Regions from separate parts of the Homo sapiens genome. Here region 1 is linked to region 2. Evidence: chromatin loops called from intact Hi-C (ENCODE). Cell type or tissue: ovary. All regions are shown on one strand.

What was found. A loop is a pair of places that touch in the nucleus more often than their neighbours do. Peaks named below come from ENCODE experiments on the same cell type or tissue, not always from the same donor. Only the 100,000 strongest peaks of a DNase experiment are listed, where the experiment ranks them.
Region 1: it touches region 2 in a loop (2.5-fold over the local background); 6 of 110 quality-filtered maps call a loop at or near these places.

Annotation. Positions count from the first base shown.
Region 1 is chr2:30,731,762-30,734,261 of GRCh38, forward strand. It overlaps CAPN13 (calpain 13), which reads right to left. Exons shown (of 23, transcript NM_144575.3): 20 at 677-805. Among named protein-coding and RNA genes, the nearest start is that of CAPN13, 74 kb to the right of the region's middle. In ovary, no CTCF peak of the experiment used is centred here; a DNase peak (open chromatin) is centred at 1,365.
Region 2 is chr2:31,168,871-31,171,370 of GRCh38, forward strand. No RefSeq gene overlaps it. Among named protein-coding and RNA genes, the nearest start is that of GALNT14, 32 kb to the left of the region's middle. In ovary, a CTCF peak has its summit at 1,464; a DNase peak (open chromatin) is centred at 1,411.

The DNA.
Region 1 (2,500 bases), 440 kb before region 2:
TGTGTGGGGGCCAAGGCTTGTACCTCAGGCTTCTCTTTTACCCTCCCAGAGCCTTAGTGTCTCAATCTTTTTGCCCAGCTCAGAGCTGCAGGCTTTGCAGCAGTGCCTCGTGGCATGGCGGTGAGAGGATTATGAGTGGGGAGGGGTCTGGCCTCTCTCCTGCAATCATGGTGGCCCCACTGTGGCCCGACTGTGGCTCGGGGTTTCACACTAGATTTCATTAAAAACAAAGGGTGATGCTGCTAAAAAGTGTGGAAACTTCGGCCCACACAGTTGGATTTCTGAAGCCTGGGGAGGGACCTCCTGCCCCTACTTATTCACTTGTGTGTGAAATTCCTGCAGCAAAGACCAAAATCCTTCATTACATAACTGAAGAGCAGGTTTCAATGATAAACACAACCTGGAGACGGGGACAGCGTTAACCTTGTTCCTGAGAGAGGGGCTGGTCAGGGTGATGAGGAAAAGAGACCTGCGATGGGGAACTACAGGGGAGAGGGGGGTGCGGAGGGAGCTGGTCACACCATCTACAGCCTCGGTTGGCACCTCACACAGGCTGCTGGCCCACCCTGCTGCTGAGGCCTCACGCAGACCTGGGGTGGGGTAGGGGGTGTCCGGTCCTCTCCTGTGTTCTTCGGTCACTGCCAAGGTCTCTGGGATGCCCCTTGGGGACACTTACTTGCCATGGCTTCAAGCCGCATCAGGAAGCAGACCAGGCTGGGGAAGCTGACCCTGCCGACGCTGTCGCTGTACCTGAGGGTCACCAGATGCAGCAGCTCACGGCTGATGAAGATCCCTCTGAGGAAGTCTGGGGCCACAGGTGAACGAGTGAGTGAGAGGAGGCTAGGGCTCGGGGGTTCCTCTGCCTCTCAGGGTCTGAGACACCTGTTCAGAGGGCCCGGCCACCTCCCACCAACTCCTCCCACTCAGCCCCCTCCCTTCAGTGTCTTCTCTTTCCTGTTGGTTGTTAGGCCCCAGGAACCTAGTTCTGGAGTCTGGCCAGAGACCACGTGAAGATGCTGAAGACCCTGCTCTGGAGATACATTGGCCTTCACAATCATCTGATCATTCCCACGTAATGGGAGAGCTGCTGGGACACCTGGGGGTTGCTTCTAGCTCTGCCTCTGTCAAACTTCTCCTTGCTGATGACCTTCACAACCTTCCTCCCCACCCATGACTGTAGGTGGATTGTTTATGGATGCTGCTAGTGTAGGTGGGAGTGGCCCCTGGCAGAAGGAGATGCAGTCCTAAGTCCATCCAGGGAAAAGACTGACCCTTGGCGGGAGAGCAGAATGCAGAAGGTGGCCTCAGGCAGGCAGGAGCTCAGCGCCTTGTCATCCTGTGCTTCTAGTTATAAGCTCCAGGGAGGCACCGACCTCACAGGGGCCAAGTGCACACTGGCACATAGTCAGGCTTTGCAAGACTTAAGAGAGCAAGCAGAACCCTGCAAGCCAAACCATCCATCATGGGGACAAGCCTGGTGGCCCATGAGCCTCCGGCAGCCAGAGACACAGGAGGTTTCTCTAGCGGAGTTAATAAAACATGAACTCGAATGCCTTTAGATAAGCCAGGTCCTGTTCTCAGTCACCTGTTTTCTGACTGTGAGCTCCATCACCCCTTTCACTTACTTGCCTGGCTGCTGAAGGCTTACTGAATTGAATTTGAACAATTTTCTACTTTTTTCTCTTTTATTATTCTGGAGTCATGTGTGAGGTCTTTCTAAAAGATTTCATCTTTAATGGATTCTTAAAGTGTGGTCCCCAGACCAGGGGCATGAGCATCCCCTGGGAGCTTGTTAGAAATGCAAATTCCTGAGCCCCACCCACACCCCCTGATCAGAGGTGCAGCAATCTGTGCTTTAACGAGCCCTGAAGAGTCCCAGTTCCACATTATGAAGCATTAAGGGGAGGATCCAGGCTACAGGTGGGGGCAACGGTCTGATCTTTCTGCCCTGTCTCCAGGCCAGGATCCACAGAAGGGAGGATGATGGAGACTATCCTTCCAGTGTTAACCCGGGGAAATGTGATTTTACATTTTATTAAAGGAAGGTAGCCATTTCCTTGTGCAACTTTTTTTGTCACCCATTTTCCCCATTGGGACAGTAGAGGTAATGATTCCTGCCCTTCCCAGTTTGCAGGGTAGTTGAGACAGTCAAAGGAGATGACGCGAACAGAAGTGCTTGGTGAACCATGGAGAACTTATGCACCCTAAGGAATTATTCTCATTATCCCAGGGCTGAAAGCCTTTGCCTACTTGAAGCAGACAGATGCCATTTGATTTAATTTAGCCCCAAACTCTCTGTGAAGAGAGAGAGCGATCATCAGCTAGCCTGTGGGTATTTAACCCTGATGGCCCAGATACTGAGCTGGAAGCGCGTCTCCAAGGCGAGCTCGATTCCTGATAGGGTATCAATCACGCAACGGCTATTTTCTCACAATTAGAGCTGTGCTGGGGAGGAAAGACATCTGGGAAAATTGAATGGCACGTGAGAACTCAGACAGGG
Region 2 (2,500 bases):
AGGCACCAGAGGATGGTAGCGCCCGGTTTTCTCTGGTTCAGAAACCACTTGGCTTCTCCCCTATTGAAGAAAGGTCCTCCCAGACCATTGGAGAGTGGAGGTGGGACTCTCCTGTGCAGTTAACATGGCTGTGAAGGGTAACAGTGAACCACACATTGAAGCCCGGCATGATGCCAATCAGCTTATGTGTGTGGTGGCACGAGATCCTCACAGGGGCCTCTGGACCACAGAGTCAAACAGTGGCGACTCGCCAAAGGTAACTGACACAGCTGGACTTAGGCGGGCACCTTTGTAAAGGCCAGCCTGTGCTCTTGGCAAATTTGCTATCTCCAGGCAGATGCAGATTTAGAAGTTATACAGTCCAACCCCCTCTAATAGCACACAATTGCTTTTTAAAATAGATGAATTCAGAAGTTAGGGAACTTGTTGAAGCCTCCATGGATGGCTTTTAAGAACCAAAAATACCCAGACCCCTCGTCAAGGTGAGGCCTGCCCTTTCCAACACCCCACCCTACCTGTCTTGAGCTATGCGGCTTCTGGCATAATTTTCTTCTGCAAGTGGGAGAAACCATGCAAGCCCAGGCTTAAAATGGAAGATAAAGACAGGAGCCAGCATGGGGCTTAAATACCAGGCCTCTCCCGAGCCTGGGTCTGGCCCAGGACCACCCACCTCCCACCACTCACTCTGTGATTTGCGACCTGAAAGCAAAAGGTTCAGGAACTTGACCCAATGGTTGATCCTCCCAGGAGAAGGAATTCTGAATGGGTAAAAGAAAGTGATGCCCTAGTATCTTGAATTTCGGGATATGAAGAACGTGTTCAGAGGGCATCTGTGATGGTTTGAACTGCCTCTTCAGTCAGGACCTGCCATTTGGCATCAGAATGACTCTAAACTTTAGGCCACCAGAGAGGGACCCTTTAGTGAGAAGTCACATGTCTCTTTAGGCAAACCTTATATATTGATATTTTCAGTTAGCAACTTGAGTAGAGACTGACTTTTTAAATGACAGGATTCACCTGAATTACTTTAAAGTCATTCATTCATTAAATTGGTAAATATTAAACATGAGCTATGTGCTAAACCAGGTGCTGTGATGCCAGGATGTATGGGCTGGGTGCCGCTATATCCCTCAAGGAGATGCACTTCAGCTGAGCACTTAAGTAAATGAAAGAAATTTCAGAAACAAATGCAATATATAAAATAGAGTACAGTACATAAATTAAACACTAGTCAGAAAAAAGAGACAAGGAGAGACAAGTGAATCCATGTGAGGCTGAAGCTGGCCTTTTGGGCTGAGTCTGGCTGGCAAGGTATTCCATTAGCCAGGGTTTCCCAGAAGAGCTTGTGCTGAAACTGTCATCTGTGGTCCTGTAGCTGGAAGATGTCCTGGTGTGGGGATCGTGCACCACCTAGCGTTGACATAAGCCACTGCACATACCACAAAAGTGGGAAGGAAGGTGCCCTCCCCACAAAGAAGTCTGTGGAGTTCACCGTTTTTAAGTGCACTGCCAAATGCCATAAATGCTCACATATGTTACTTCATCTAGCCTGCATTAGAGCCCTATGAGGTCGATATTGTCATCACCATGTGACTGATGAAGCTGTAGAGATTCAAAAAGGTTAAGCTATTTGATCAAGGTCCCCTGAACTAAGGGCCAATGTAGGGAATTGAACCTCCCTCCCCCTGTACTCTGTTAACTTCCTAGCCTTTCTGGTGTAGAGGAAAGGATTGGGCATCTCATGACCAGGCTTAGACTTCTTGGATGATGGCTCAGCCTCTCAAGAAAGGACCCAGACTCCATGGCAGATCCTGCAGGGATCAGCCCTTGCCTGCCCCAGCAGCCTTGGTTTTCTTGCAACAGAGATAAGTTCTGGCTTCTCTGAATCTCTTGCTGTGTTCCAAGCACTCCATTTCATCCCTTGCTTTAGTGTCTTCTTTTTTTTTTTTTTTTCCATGTAGAGTGCCCTCTGTCTGGGACACCACTGTCCCTTTATTTTCCTACCTAGTGCCTCTTTCCCTTAAGATGGTTAAAGGGAAACCTGCCAGGAAGCCTCCCCTGGCCCTCTCAGGTTGTGCTAGATGCCTCTCCCGTGTTTCCACAGTACTGTGTGCATTCCCAGGTCACACTGCACCACAGACCACCTGTCAGTCATCTCTCACCCCCTCCAGGAGACTGTGAGCTCTGTGTCCCCAGTGCCTAGCAGATGCCTGACCCATTGCAGGAGCTTGATAAATGTCTTCAGGCGAATGAATGTTTGAATGGCTGGATAGATGGGCAGAAGGATGAGGTGAAAGCTTGCTGCCCAACTGGCCTCAGCATTCCAGGGTCTCATCAAGTGCCCTATGCTGGCCAGTCAAGTTCACCAGCAGAGCCAGCCAGGATAGAACCCCAGGGGGACAGGATTCACTTAAATTACTTACAAGTCTAGTGGAGAAAGGTTGCGCTCTAGACTGCATTCTTACCCTGCCTTCTCACTGTTAGTGTCAGTTCACTTCTA